Regions from separate parts of the Homo sapiens genome. Here region 1 is linked to region 2. A link is a loop called in an ENCODE intact Hi-C map of the cell type or tissue named here. Cell type or tissue: prostate gland. All regions are shown on one strand.

Region 1 (8,000 bases), 97 kb after region 2:
ATTGGCCAAAACTCAGTGATTGTCACAAGCGGAGGCTATGGTCTGTTTACACCTCCACTTGCTATAGTTCAGCAGATACAGAAAAACCTTTAGGCCAAACTTGAATACATAAGAAGACAGCTTTAGGCTACACTTGATTTAACATTTGGCTTGCACATTTGTATCACCTGGAGAACTGTTTCAAGATGCTGATAGCTGGCACAGCCCACACCAGTTGAATAGATATTTCTTGGGGTGGGATTTGGACATCATTAGTTTTAAAAATCTCACTGGGTGACTCCACCATGCAGTCAAGTCTGAGAACAACTGTGTACAACTTGGAATAAGTAACATTGGAGCAATCCTTTTTATTACACATAAGGTTATATACAACTCAGCTTTGAACCTCTCTGATCTGGTAAATTTTCCATCTCTTTCTGGTCATCGGTTTCTCCAAGTTTTCTGCCTTGTCTTGGGCCATTTTTAATGTTTATTTTTTTCCCAAGAAATTAGCCACTTAATCCAGGTTATCAAATGTATTGGCATAGAATTGCACGTGATATTCTCTTCAATTTTCCTTTACTTCTGTGATTTTGGCTAAGTTTTCTTTTTTACATAGCTATACTTTTATTTTTATTTATTTATTTTTTTTCTAAATCAGACTTGCCAGGGGTTTAATCTGGTGTTTCAAAAAATGAGTTTTTGAGTTGATTTTTTACTTTCTGCTGTTGTTTGTGCTTTCCATTTCATTACATTCAGTTTCTGTCATTATTATTTTTTATGGAGAATTTCTTTTATTTTCTTATTGTAACCTCTGGGCTCATACATTTCTTCATTGTCTTATTAGTCATTCTTTATAATGAAGGTTTTGCAGTCTATTAATTTTCCTCTGACTATAGCTTTTGTTGTATTCTGTTGATTTTGTGATATTCTCTTATTTATTGCTCTTCTAAAAAAGATTAAATTCCATTATCTAGGGTGGTGTTTCTCACTTTTTAAGTTATTAAAACAAATAAAATAAAATATTTATAATATTGGATTATGATTAGGGAGAATCTGGCTTGAGAAAAATCTTTTTTATTTTATTTGTTGAGGTTTACTTTATGTTTAGGTATATGACAGATTCCGTGGATATTAGAAGATAATATTTACTTTCTGTTAAGGTAAGTGTTTCTCTATGTATCTATTAAATTGAGTTTGTAGGTTGCAGTGTGCAATTTCTCTATGTCCTTACTGATTTTTCTTTCTATTTATCTACCTGCTATGGAAAAGAAGCATATTGATTTCTTCAAATATATATGTATTTCTTTTATCAAGTTCTCATTGTTTTTCTAACAGTTTTCAGATCTTGTATTTGATGTTACTATGTGCTGAGTGCTACTTCGAGTGCTTTTTAACATTAATTCATATATTTAAGCCCCCTGACAATCGCAGGAGGAGAGTACCGTGTTCCCCCAGTTTTGCAGATGAAAAAGAAAGGAGAAAATGAAACAATCTCTCCAACACACCAGAGTTAGTAAGAAGTACATGGGAGATTCAAACCCAAGTGGTTTGGGTCCAGGGTCTTGTTCCCCCACTGTTGCCCTGCCTCCGACATCAACAGCACAGTTGGTGTCTCCCCTTCTTGCCAGTGGCTTTTTCATTACATGGTTAACATAGGTTCTCATTTCTTCTTCTTCCTCTTTTTTGCTTTTTTTGTTTTGTTTTGTTTTTTGTTTTTTGTTTTAGAGACCCTCTGTTGCCCAGGCTGGAGTTCAGTGGCATGATCATGTCTCACTGCAGCCTCGACCTCCCAGGCTCAAGCAGTCCTCCCACTTTAGCCTCCTGGAGTAGCAGGATTGCAGGTGCACAGCCACCACACCCAGCTAGAATGAGTTCACGTTCTTTGCAGGGACATGAATGAAGTTGGAAACCATCATCCTCAGCAAACTAATGTAGGAACAGAAAACCAAGCACCACATGTTATCACTCATAAGTGGGAGTTGAACAACGAGAACACATGGACACAGGGAGGGGAACATCACACACCCGGGCTTATCGGGGGGTGGAGGGAAAGGGGAGGCAGAGCATTAGGACAAATACATAATGCATGCGGGGCTTGAAACCTAGATGCTGCGTTGATAGGTACATCAAACCACCATGGCACATGTATACCTATGTAACAAACCTGCATGTTCAGCACATGTATCCCAGGACTTAAAGTTTTTAAAAAAATAAAAAAATAAAAATTTTTTGTAGAGACAGGGTCTTTCTATGTTGCCCAGGCTGGTCTTGAACCCCTGGGCTCAAGCCATACTTCCACCTCAGCCTCCTGTTGTGCTGGGATTACAGGCGTGAGCCACCACACCGGATCCTTCTCTGTCTTCTTATGTGACCCCTTTCCTGTAACTCCAGTCATTGCGCCCCAGGTGAGGCAGGATAATCAATGCTGTTTTCTGCAATGTCTTTGGACTCTGACTTCAACTTCAATTCATCAACAAACATTAATCAAGCTCTTACCATGTGCCAAGCACTAAGCAGTAAGCAAAGCAGACAAAACCTTGCCCTCATGGGCTTTATAATCTAATGGGGTCAGACAGACAGACAACAATAAATAGAATAAGTGAACAAGGTGGTCAGTGCTCGGAGACCAATAAAACAAAGTCAAGGCAATTGGGGGTGCTGGCTGAGGCACTGTGATTCCACTGCGATAGTTGGGAAAGGCTTAAATGAGAATGTTACTGGCGATGAATTCATACGGGTCTGCAGCAACCTCAATTCTTGCCTCCACGGAAGAAAGGATTCAACTGAGGGGCATAAGGCAGAAGGAGAGACTGAGGCAAGTTTCAGAGCAGCAGTGAAAGTTTATTAAAAAGTGTTAGAGGCCGGGTACGGTGGCTCATGCCTGTAATCATAGCACTTTGGGAGGCTGAGGCGGGCAAATCATGAGGTCAGGAGTTTGAGACCAGCCTGGCCAACATGGTGAAACGCCATCTCTACTAAAAATACAAAATATTAGCTGGGCGTAGTGGCGGGTGCCTGTAATTTTAGCTACTCGGGAGGCTGAGACAGGAGAATCGCTTGAACCTGGGAGGCAGAGGTTGCAGTGAGCTGAGATCATGCCACTGCACTCCAACCTGGTGACAGAGAGACTCAGTCTCCAAAAAAAAAAAAAAAAAAAAGGTGTTAGAGCAGGAATGGCTGGGCGTGGTGTCTCACGCCTGTAATCCCCGCACTTTGGGAGGCCAAAGCAGGTGGATCACCTGAGGTCAGGAGTTTGAGACCAGCCTGGCCAACATGGTGAAACCCCGTCTCTACTAAAAATACAAAATTAGCTGAGTGTGGTGGTGCATGCCTGTAATTCTAGCTACTTGGGAGGCTGAAGCAGGAGAATCACTTAGAACCCAGGAAGGGAAGGTTGCAGTGAGCCAAGATCAAGCCACTGCACTCCAGCCTGGGCGACAACAGAGCGAGACTCCAACTCAAAAAAAAAAAAAAAAAAGCGTTAGAGCAGGAATGAAACAAAAAATGGTATACTTGGAAGAGGACCAAGCAGGCGACTTGAGAGATAAAGTGCGCTGTTTGACCTTTGACTTGGGGTCATACACTGGCATGCTTCTGGGGTCTTGCGTCCCTTCTCCCCTGATTCTTCCCTTGGGGCAGGATGTTACCTGGAGCAGTGGCCTGGAGAGAAGCATGCTGAGTGTGCTTCCTGGAGTTGTACGCATGCTCAGTTAAAGCGTTCTTCCCTTACCAGTCAGATGTCCCCAGGAGGTCATATACCAGTTAAACTCTGCCATTTTGCCTCTTAGTGTGCATGCTTGAACCTACTTGCCCAACTCTTGAGATCTTATCGGGAAGCTGCTGATCACCAGTTTCAGGTATTTCTGTTCATTGGGAAACTGCCTTTCCCTGGTGCTGACTGCAACCAATTATTATTTTAGAGAGACAGTTAACAGCTGCCTGACCATGGTTGCCTGACATTCCTAGTGGTGGGGGAGGAGCCCTCTCCTGCCCTGTTCATGTCTGACTAGCTAACTACTGTAACTAGAAGATGACACCTTCTTCAGAAGCTTGAAAAAGGCAGGGAGACAAGGTAAGGGAGGGAGACAGGCAGATATCTGGGTGCACAGCATTCCAGACATAATGAAAAACCAGGGCAATGCCGCCAGGTGAGCACCTGCCTGGCGTATTTAAGAAACTGAAAGGAAACCAGGGTGATGGAAGGGTGTGAGGAAAGGGCAGGAAAATAGCTTGTGCAGGTGAGAGAGATGCTGGGGGCTGGATGGTGGGGGCCATGCAGGCTCTTATAGGAACACTGGCTTTATTTCTAAGAGAAATGAGGATCCCCTTGATGTTGCTGTTAACTAATGAATGACAACACTGCAGCTAAGTTTAATCAGGTTTTCTCTGGCTGCTGTGGAGAGAACAGAGCAAGGTTGGAGGCAGGGCTGTGAATTAGGAGGTGACTGCGGAATCAAGGGAGAGACAATGTGGCTTGGACCTAAGTGATGGCCATGGGGACAGTGAGATGTAATCTGATTTGGGAAATATTTTGAACATGAAGCCAACAGGATTTGCTGATGAATTGGGTGCGTATTACGAGCAAAAGACAGGAGCTGTGATGACTGAAAGCTCTTGATATGGAAAAGCTTTTGGTGGCATGAGCTGGGAAGGAAGTTCAAGAATTCCATTTTGGATATGATAAGTTTAATACTGTTAGGAAATAATTCTCCATGGGCTGTTTATATTTCTGCACATTGTGGCTTTCTATTCTGGATGACTTTTTTTTTTTTTTTTTTTTTTGGAGACAGGGTCTGACTCTGTCACCTTGGCTGGAATGCAGTGGTGCAATCTTGGCTCACTGTAACCTCCGCCTTCCGGGCTCAAGCCATCCTCTCACCTCAGCCTCCTGAGTATTTAGGACTACGGGCACAGCCACCACTTCCAGTTAATTTTTTTTTTTTTTTTTTTTTGAGATGGAGTCTCTCTCTGTTGCCCAGGCTGGAGTGCAGTGGGGCAATCTCGGCTCACTACAACCTCCAACTCCTGGGTTCAGGTGATTCTCCTGCCTCAGCTTCCCAGGTAGCTGGGATTACAGGCATCCGCCACCAAGCCTGACTACTTTTTTTGTATTTTTTTCTAGAGACGGGGTTTTGCCATGTTGACCAGGCTGGTCTTGAACTCTTGGCCTCAGGTGATCCATCCACCTCGGCCTCCCAAAGTGCTGGGATTACAGGTGTGAGCCACCATGTCTGGCCACAGCTAATTTTTGTATTTATTGTAGAGATGGGGTTTCTCCATGTTGCTTAGGCTGATGTTGAACTCCTGGGCTCAAGTGATCGGCCTGCCTTGGCCTCCTAAAGTGCTGGCATTACAGGCATGAGCCACCATGCCTGGCCTCCGGATGACCTTTTCAAGACATCAAAAGGCATATAAACTTCATATTTGTATTGTGAACAGCCTTAGTAGGCAGAGATAGTGTCTCCCTTCTGGGCAGAGGGCAGATTTGTTTGCTATTCAGGCTAATAAAGATAATGTCTCCCTCTGGGGCAAAGGTTGAGCAGATTTGCTTGCAGCTCATTATAAAATACAGAGTTTTTCAAAACTCCAGGTTTCTCAGTCATGTGTAGAGCATCTGCCTTGACCCCCTCTGTACCACCCCAGAGACTTGGTGGGGGATGCAGGGAGGGAACTGATGCAAACATGAAGCTCATGCTGCCTGCTATGAGGTGGGTAATAGGATCTTTTGTCTCTGATCCAGGAGTCTCATGTCTTCTGCTGGAATTCATGAAGCTATGGCAGAATACCTTGTTAGTTTGCAAGTAGGGTCAAATCCCCAGCCCCTTTTTCAGTTCTTGACAGAGATGTCTATTAGACATCCAAGTGGCGATGCTGGGTGAGCAACTGAGTGCATGAACTTGGAGTTTGGGGAGGAGTACAGGCTGGAAATATAAACATGTGAATTAGAGGATTTCTTTATAGCCATGCATCTGGATGGTGGAGAAGAAAAGCTATGGAATTAAAGCCTGGGAAAAGCCAGCACAGAAAATTGGGGTAAGGAAGGGGAGAGGACAGCTGGAAGAGAAGGGATTAACCAAAGAGGCTGAGAAGGAACAGCTGTGAGATAGGAGCGAACCCAGAGAGCAGCATCCTGGAAGCCAAAGAAATAAATAAGGAGGAAGGAAGGGACAACTGTGACCTTTGTTGCATTAGGCTAAGTAACTATTGAATCTGGTAATGAGGTCACTGATGAGCTTAAGAGTAGCGTGTGTGTGTGTGTGTGTGTGTGTGTGTGTGTGTGTGTGTGTGTTAGAAGGGCTTAGGAGAAGATGGAAAGGGAAGAATTGGAGATACGGTGAGCTAGACAATGCTTTTGAGGAGTTTTCCTGCAAAAGAAAGAGAAACACGAGATCGAAGCTATAGAGGGCTGTGGGGCCAGGAGAGAACATTTTTTATTTTATGGTTTTTGAGATGGAGTTTCGCTTTTGTTGCCCAGGCTGGAGTGCAATGGTGCAATCTCAGCTCAGCCGAATCTCAGCTCACCGCAACCTCCGCCTCCTAGGTTCAAGCAGTTCTCCTGCCTCAGCCTCCCAAGTAGCTGGGATTACAGGCATGTGCCACCATGCCCAGCTAATTTTGTATTTTTAGTAGAGACAGGGTTTCACCACGTTGATCAGGCTGGTGTCAAATTCCTGACCTCAGGTGATCCGCCCGCCTCAGCCTCCCAAAGTGCGTGATTACAGGCATGAGCCACCACGCCTGGTCAGAACTTTTGTTTTTAACCAGAGAAATACCAGGGAATTCAAATGCTAGAGGAAATGCTGCTCTCGGGAGGAAGAACTGATGATAAAGGAAGGAGAAAATGGAAGTGTTGGAGTGATGTCCGCAGATAGGTAAGACAAGGTGGGGTCTCTTTGGCAGATGGAGGAGTGGGTCTCGACCTGGAGCCTAGAAAGTTCATTCACAAAAACAGTCCGCGACACCGATGTAGAAAAGTGGGGAAATTAAATGGCAGGAGCTTGGTGGGAAGCTTCCTTCCCCCTCCCTTGTCAACCTGGGAAGCAAGGTCCTCAGGCAAGTGGGGAAGGAGGAAAGTCAGAGGCAGGAGGGGAGAGAGAGCTGGTGGCTTCATGCCTGGGAGAGTGACAAGACCAGCAAAATGCAGCGAATGAGACAGCATTGAGGACCCGCTTGCGGCTCATGGCCTTAGAGGGAGAACCTGTCCCTTTATGGAGGCTGTACAGTGTGGCACTCAGGAGCTGTGGCAGTTATGCTTCTTACCATGTGGACAGCATTGTTCTGCCAGGAGGGAGAATTAATCAAGCAGGCAGAAGGAAGCAGAGCAAGAGATAAAGCGGGTGACTTCTGTGTTTGGGTCCCTGGTTCCAGCTCTTCCCAAATCCCACCTCTATCCCTGAGCTTCTTTCAGTTAGACTGTTTCATTCTATCAGACACGTCATCGTACCAGCTATAGAGACAGAAACCCAGCCTGAGTGGCTCCAACTAATATGGGGCTCATTCTTGGGTGTGAAGAAAAGTCTAAGGATGGGCCGGAGACAGCAGAGCACCAGGAACCCAAGCTGTTTCTTTCTTTCTGGCTCACCACCTGTAGTACTGGCCTCTGTCCTCATGGTCACAAGATGGCTGCTGGAGCTCCAGCTATCCTTTCTACATTCCAGTCCAAAAGAATGGGAATGATGGCTGGGCACCATGGTTCATGCCTGTAATCCTAACAGTTTGGGAAGTTGAGGTGGGCAGATTGCTTGAGCTCAGAAGTTAGAGATCAGACTGAGCAACAGGGCGAGACCCCCATCTCTACTAAAAATACAAAAACTAGATGTGGTATCAGGTGCCTGTGTCCCAGCTACTTGGGGGGCTGAGGCAGGAGAATTGCTTGGGCTTGGGAGGTCGAGGCTGCAGTGAGCCGAGATTGCACCACTGCACTCCAGCTGGGGTGACAGAGTGAGACCCTGTCTGAAGTTAAGAATAGAAAAAAAACAATGGGAATGGCAAGGCACAAAGGGAACTCAATCCCAACT
Region 2 (8,000 bases):
GTTGGCAATTACATGGTTCCTGTGCTCCCCTACCACCTACTTAAGCTCTGATTTTCAATTTCCAACTTATCTGTCAGTTGACTCTCTAGACCAAGGATTGGCATCCTTCTTTCACTAAGGTCTAGATAGTAAAACACTGTAGGCTTTGAGGCCATTGGATCACTGTTGCAGCTACTCAACACTGCCCTTATAGTGCAAGAGCAGCCAGAGACACTATCTAAAGTTATGGGCCTAATGTGAGCCAGTGAAACTTTATTTACCTGTGGCATGCTGGGTCTGGCACACTAGTTGTAGTTTGCTAAGTCCTGCTTTAGACTATACATTTCTTGAATACCCTAATACATAGTTGGCCACCACTTACTCAGGGCCCGTTGAAGAAGGTCCATTGTGGTAGAAAGAAGAATTTACCCACTGCTATGAAAATCGAGAAAGCCACAGCCTTTCATTTCTGGGACCAGTTTCTGGCATCATGAATACTAGAATCAGGTCTGTATGGCACTGTGGCTTCCCCTACTGACAAACTGTGCAACCTTAGACGTGGTACCAAATCATTCTGTGCAGCAATCTTTTCTTCTACAAAATGGGACTAAATGATCTCTTGGGGTTGTTTTAAAGAGCAAAGAAGGTAACAAAAGTGAACCCAGATGAAATGAGAACCACCCAGCACACACATACAGGCACATGCACATGCATACACACCCTACAAAAACAATTTTGATCATCTGTTTAATTAACAACCGGACTTTTTCCTCTCCTGAGGGTTGTTTACAATCTAGGGGCACCACCATTGAATTGCTCAGGCCAATAGGAAACATTTCTTTGTGATGCTCTTTTGGGTAAGAGGAGAGTGAATAATGAAGCCACTGGCAAAAAGAAAAGATTTGAGGATTAAAAACAAGAAGTTTTAAAGGAGATGTTTATGTTGCGTGGTGTGTGATGTAAAACCTCCCTTCAGTACCATAAGATTGCAGTACAATATCCATTTCTTATTATTACATTGGGGAATTTGTGTGTCTTCAGTGGAGGGTAATCTTCTGAAGAGGTGAATCCTCCTTTATGTTAGGTATGAGCTGAGAACAAAGGCTTCTTTGCCTGGTACAAAGGCTTCTTTTCCTGGAGCTTAGAGGACTCAAGGATGGTAAGGATGCATCCTAACACCTACTAGGTGTTCAGTAAATGATAGTTCCATCCTCATTCTACTTTAATAATTTCATCTTTACAAAAAAAATAAATCTCAGCAATTCAGACTCAGTGCCAAAAATCAGTAAATCCCAGGTACTGGATGTTTACTAAAGGAAGAGAATAATTCAAATGAGGCTTGTCCTGTAGAGATCCCTCAAGGATACACAAAAATGGCTCACAGTTAGCATATTCATTCTTATTATATAAATGGATTCTACTAAAGTGCTGCTTAAAAGCAATTTGGTTATAAGCAGTTTAAGCATTCTCTTTGCAACCTTTTCCCCACTGTGTTCACAGCATCTTTGAGAAAATTTTCCCAAGAGCAGGGGAAACTAGAGATCAGCCCTTGCCTGAATTGTCACAAATTACAAATGAGTAATTGTCCTAGCACTCCTTGGGAGAGAGAAATGAACTTTGAGTTTAAAAACCTGATTTCCAATTGTCATTTTTCCATTTGTTAGCTGTATGATCACGAATAGCTCTGTTCTTCTTTCCTGTTTCAGTATCCTAAATAAATGGAAAAACATCCTGTATTCATGGGCTGGAAGACTTAATAATATTAAGATGTCAATATACCAAAAGAAATGTATAGCTCTTCCTGGCATTGTCTGATAACTGAACTGTGATTCAACTCCTGAATGAAGGTGCTCTAAGAAGTTATTGTCCTCATTGTTACTACTACCCTAATTCTGGACTAAGCAAACACACCCACAAACACATGCATGCACACATATACACATTTATCTTTATTTTTCCTTTTTTTTTGCTAGTGCTTTTGGTATCATGTCTAAGAATCCATTGCCAAATCCAAAATCATAAAGATTTACCTCTGTTTTCTTCCAAGAGTTTTATGATTTTAGCTTTTGAATCTAGGTCACTGATCTATTTTGAGTTCATTCTTCATATGGTGTGAGGTAGGGATCCAAATTCATTTTTGTGCATGTGGAAATTCAGTTGTTCCCTCACCAACTGAGACTATTTTTTCCTCCACTGAATGACTGAACAAACTTAGCACACTTGCCAAAAATCAATTGGAGATATATATATATATATATATAGGAGACATATATATAGGAGATATACATATAGGAGATATATATATAGGAGATATATATATAGGAGATATATATAGGAGATATATATATAGGAGATATATATAGGAGATATATATATAGGAGATATATATATAGGAGATATATATAGGAGAGATATATATATAGGAGATATATATAGGAGAGATATATAGGAGATATATATATAGGAGATATATATAGGAGATATATATATAGGAGATATATATATAGGAGATACATATATATGAGATATATATAAATAATAGAAATATATGTATATATCTGGACTCTCATTTTTATTCCACTTTTCTATATGTTTATCCTTATGTCAGTATCATGCTGTTTTGATTACTACAGATTTGTAGTAAGTTTTGAAACAGGAAAGTGTGAGTTCTTCAACTTTTTTCGTCTTTTTTTAAGATTGTTTTAGTTACTCAGGGTCTCTTGTAATCCCATGTGGATTTGAGGACTAGCTTTTCCATTTCCACAGAAAAAAAGAGGCCATTGCAATTTTAATAGGCATTGCATTCAATCTGTAGATTACTTTCAGTGTATTGACAGTTTAACAATATTGCATCTTCCAATCCATGAACACTGGATGTTCTTCCATTTATTTAAGTCTTCTTTAATTTATTTCTGCAATGTTTTGAGTTTTCAGTGTACAAGTCCTTTACTTCCTTGGATAAATTTGTTGCCAGGCATTTTATTCTTTTAGATGCTGTTGTAAATGAGATTGCTCCCTTAATTTCCTTTTTGGATTGTTCATTACAGGTGTGTAGAAACATAACTGGGTTTTGTATGTTTATCTTGTAACTTGCAACTTTGCTGAATTGTTCATTAGCTCTAATGGCTTTTTTATAGATTCTTTGGGATTTTCTATATATAGGATCATGCCGTCTGTGAACAGAGATAGTTCTACTTCTTACTTTCCAATTTAGATGCCTTTTATTTCTTTTTCTTGTTTAATTACGCTGGATAGAATTTCCAGTGCAGTGTTGAATACCATTGGTGAAAGGAGGCATTCTTGTCTTGTTCCTGATCTTAGGGGGAAAGCTTTTAGTCTTTCACCTTTAGGTGCAATGTCAGCTGTGGGTTTTTTAAAATAAATGTCCTTTATCATGTTGAGGAAGTTCCCTTCTATTCTATCTTTTCTGAGTATTTTTATCCTGAAAGGGTGTTGTATTTCTTCAAATGCCCTTTTTTATATCAATTGAGATGATTATATATTTTTTGTTTATTTTATTAATGTGACATATTAGATTGATTGATTTTCTTATGTTGAACCACCCTTGCATTCCTAGAATAAATCCCACTTGGTTATGACATATCATCCTTTTAATATGCTGTTGGATTCAATTTCCTGGTATTTGTTGATTTAAAACAATATTTTTGATAAAAGTCAAATCCTCCAAAAATCCACTGTAACGATAATAATGGATATTAGCCTTCTCTTTCCTGCCTACATATAATTTGTCTTTATAGTACTATCACTAGACTTTCACTGTGATGATATATTTGCTGCACGGAGGGTAGCTTAGCTAAATAATGAGATTCTGCATCTTTAAATGTGTGTGTGTGTGTGTGTGTGTGTGTGTGGTGCGTGCGCTTTGGAGTCAGAGCTTTGGAGTCTGAGCTTTGGAGTCAGCAAGATCTGCATTCAGCTCCCAGCTCTGTCACACACCATCTGTGGGAACCTGGACAATGTCTTAGCTTTCCTGAGCTCCAGTTTGATCACAGGAATAATTTAATCTCTAGCTCTCAGAGCTGTTAAGAAAAAAAGAGCAGACGAGACACTGTATGTAAAACACTTAGCACACTTCCTAGCATAAAACAGTCTTGATCAAAAGAGCAAATCGCTGAGCTATTGGTATTATTTAGATTTGACAAATTACAAATATGTTTTGTTCATGCGTTTTTTTTCCAGGCAGTTAGTTTTGCTGGGAAGAAACTGCTCAGTTAATACGAGCCTGTGGTGGTGGCTGTGTGGTTGTATCTATCCAGCCAGATGTACTGTGAAAACAGTTTCATCAACTAACCAGATGTGTTCACAGTGAAGACTGAAGGGTTTTTATCCAGATGCTGGTGCAGTTCCTCGGGGCTCAGTGATTTCCTTGCTTTCAACTTTACCAGCCCAGAGAGGGTTTCCTCTTCCTGACCCAGCCTGGCTCCCCCTCCATGGTCTCCCTTCCTGGCTGAAAGGAGTATGCGATTCTGCATTCAGTCACTAGATGGCGTTTGACTGTTTCCAAGAAGGGAGCTTGACTGAGTGGGTGCCCTCAATCAGAGGCTGCTGGAATTTAAGGTCAGGAATTTCAGCCACAGCCTAAAGTCGTGGCCAGATTACAGACCAGTAGGAAGAGAAACTGCTCGTGCTGCTGCTTCGTTTATTTCTCTTCTTTTTCTCAAGAAATGATGCTATGGTGAGGGTAGAGTCACCAAAATTTTTCAAAATACTGATATAGAGTGATTTCAGTATCCATCTATGCGAAAGAAAAAGCTATCTCCTATTCCAGGAATGATGTGGCAACCTTACAAACTAAAGCATGCTCAAACAATCACCATGACAAAAGTTCATCATAGAGGGTGGGACTGCCTGCTGGTTAACAACACCTCTCTGCAGTCAGACTGTCTCCACTGATATCCAGAGGTTTCTACTGGTGACCTACCAGCTGTGTGATCTTGGGCAAGGTGCTTAATCTCTCTGTGCCTCAGTTCCCTTATCTATAAAATGTAAAAATAATAAAACCTAGCTGTGGGCTTTGGGGAAGAATAGATGAGACCATGTACAGAACTCTGAGAATAGCTCCTGGCACATGGTAAGTCTTCAATAAGAGACAGCTATTATTCATTTAGCCAACATTTATGAGAGGTCAGAAGAGTACCCCCTGCCAAGAGTGGTTGTGAGAAGGAAATGAGATAACACAGGCCAAGCGCTTAGAATGTTGCTTGGGACACAGAAAGAGCTCCATCAAGGTGTGCTATCAAAATATTAAGAAGAAAAAGATTACAGGCTGGGCACAGTGGCTCACACCTATAATCCCAACACTTTGGGAGGCTGAGGTGGGCAGATCACTTGAAGTCAGGAGTTTGAGACCATCCTGGCCAACATGGTGAAACCCTGTCTCTAGTAAAAATATAAAAATTAGCCAGGCATAGTGGTGCGTAACTGTAATCCCAGCTATTCGGGAGGCTGAGGCAGGAGAATGGCTTGAACCCAGGAGGTGGAGGTTGCAGTGAGTCAAGATCACACCACTGCACTCCAGCCTGGGCAACAGAGGGAGACTCTGTCTCAAAAAATTAAAAAATTAGGAAGAAAAAGATTTCAGGCTGGGCGTGGTGGCTCACTCCTCTAATCCCAACACTTTGGGAGGCCTAGGTGGGAGGATCACTTGAGCCCAGGAGTTTGAGACCAGCCTGATGAGTCCCCATCTCTATAAAGAAATCATAATCATAATCATACAAATATTAGCTGGATGTGATGGCACACGTCTGTTGTCCCAGCTACTTGGGAGGCTGAGGTAAGAGGACCCCTTGAACCTGGGAGAGAGAGGTTGCTGTGAGCTATGATTGCACCACTGCACTCCAGCTTGGGCAACAGAGCAAGACCCTGTTTCAAAAACAGAAAAGAAAAGTTTACAAAATACTGACATAGAGTATGATTCCATATTTAAATTAAAATATGTGAAGAGATGGAGGAGTGGTATGTGATCTCTTTTTCCTCTTTCTCCTTCACCTCTGCCGCTAATCTGAAGAAGCTTAAATACATACAGTAATGACAGATTCCACCCTGGGGCATTAGAGTGAGCATTTTGCTGGATGAGTGAGAAGGTTCAAGGCCCCCGACAAAAAAAGAGTTTCCTGGTGATGGGATGCCATGCACCTTCACAGCCTGTGCTGGATCATGACCTTTACTAATGACCCAGGTCTCCTGGAGAAGGGGTCTTAACACTTACAGGGTCATGGTGACTTTTGCAGTCTGAGGAAGCCCAAGGACCCCCTTCTTAAAATGATGTTTCTAAATGCATGTGAAATAGACTATATCCGATTTTACAAAAGAAGTCTGTAATCTAACATAAACTATCTGTGGTTACCATAGGTGCAAAGTCATTAATATTGCTGTCAATTTTGCTTATATTCATAATTAACTGAAACGCTGCATTTGAGGTGGAAATTAGTTAAAACTGATATGCACATTTTCCCCATCCAAGTCACACAGCCCTGAATTTTATGCACAGGTCTTCTGGGTCAGGGAGCCCCGGGTAAAGAACCTTGGTAGGACAAAAACATAGTATTCCTACCACCTTAGGCAAGCTGTCTGAGTACTCGAGATTGTGCTGTTTATTTCAGGAACAACAGACGTTCCATTATGCTCCTTAAAATCTAAGTGAATTGATTCAGAACAAATAGCTTATCACCTTTTTTTAATTATGAGATTGAGGAAAACTACAACTGCACCTTATGTTGAGGGAAAAAAATCCATCTAGCTGACATTGGAGGGTATCAACAGCTGACTTTTTTTTCCTAATACAGCTATTCAATATAAAGCAAATTGGTTTAGATGATCAATGGGAAAGAATACTGTTTTAGGGCTTAACGGGAACAATTTCTCCTTCCCTTAAAAAGTTCTCAGTTCACAACTGGATTGATGTGCCTCTTATAAACCAGTTTGAAAGTAGTGTCACATTGCTTTTCATTTAAAAAATAAAATAAAAACCTTTCCTGAAACTTTAGGTCCCATGTGTGTATGTGCGTATGTGTGTGTGTACACATGTATGCATATATGCACATTTTATCCCAGAATTCCAAGACTAAGATAAATCATTCCATACTGGATAGAGAAAGCCTTTTTGAGATTGTTTCCAGCAAGAAACAGCTAGAACAGGGGGAGAATACAACAGGCTAGAGAGAGAAAGAAGGTAAAAAGATACCTTCTCCCTGGCTCCCTTGAAACAAATGTGTTTTCTTATTTATCTTCCTTTGTGAGATCAGTTATGGTAATTTTGTACTATCAGGGGAACTGCCCTTAGAACATTTATCCCAGTTTCAAGGAGTTCAAGGATCAAAAAAATAAAAAGGATTATAGAATGTTCCTCCTTTGATTTTTCCCCACCTATGATCACCTTTTGCTTCTCAAAGCAGAGCCCAGAATATACTTATTTCCCAGCATACCCGCAGCACATGCCCAATGCAAACACTTCTCCTTAAAAGAATCTCTATAATAATCCTTAGCTAACAATTTGATAAAGTAAGGGCATATCAGAACAGCCTGGTCTAAGGTTGAGCTATGATCATTTCAACACAAAACCAAGCCAAGAGTTTGATTGGTCAAAACAGCCAATTCTAAGGAAAGAAAAAGGAAAAGAACTACCTATTAGGGTAAAGAATCCACATCTCATCCCTTAAGCAGAAGCTGTTGGTGCCTTTCAGTGTTATCTTCCAGGACAGTCTAAACAACATGGAAAGCTTCACTGAATTTAGATCAAGAAATTTTGTTTACAGGTGTTTGACTCATATGTGTCTACAGTTGTGTGTGTGTTTACATGTTTATTTCTTACATTGTATGTGTTTGCTTTTGCATATCTGTGTGTTATATTTGGGTATGTGTTAATGTGTTTATATGGTGGATATACCAATTATGCATTGTGGGTTAAATGACAGGCTAGATACTACTTCTTCTACTGGACTCCAGGATTATGCTTTGCGTGATGTTGAACAAATGCCATCAAAGAAAACTCAGTCATTCTT

The links. Hi-C counts contacts between places; a loop is a spot of excess contacts. Peaks named below come from ENCODE experiments on the same cell type or tissue, not always from the same donor. Only the 100,000 strongest peaks of a DNase experiment are listed, where the experiment ranks them.
Region 1: a loop joins it to region 2, with 5 times the contacts of the local background. A loop is called at or near these places in 41 of 110 quality-filtered maps.

What each region holds. Positions count from the first base shown.
Region 1 is chr16:17,479,366-17,487,365 of GRCh38, reverse strand. It overlaps LOC105371106 (a long non-coding RNA gene), which reads left to right and starts at 3,677. Exons shown (of 3, transcript XR_933144.3): 1 at 3,677-3,839; 2 at 6,748-6,854. In prostate gland, no CTCF peak of the experiment used is centred here; no DNase peak of the experiment used is centred here.
Region 2 is chr16:17,575,948-17,583,947 of GRCh38, reverse strand. No RefSeq gene overlaps it. Among named protein-coding and RNA genes, the nearest start is that of XYLT1, 110 kb to the right of the region's middle. RefSeq lists an enhancer at 4,586-5,087. In prostate gland, a CTCF peak has its summit at 4,466 (motif pointing right); a DNase peak (open chromatin) is centred at 4,487.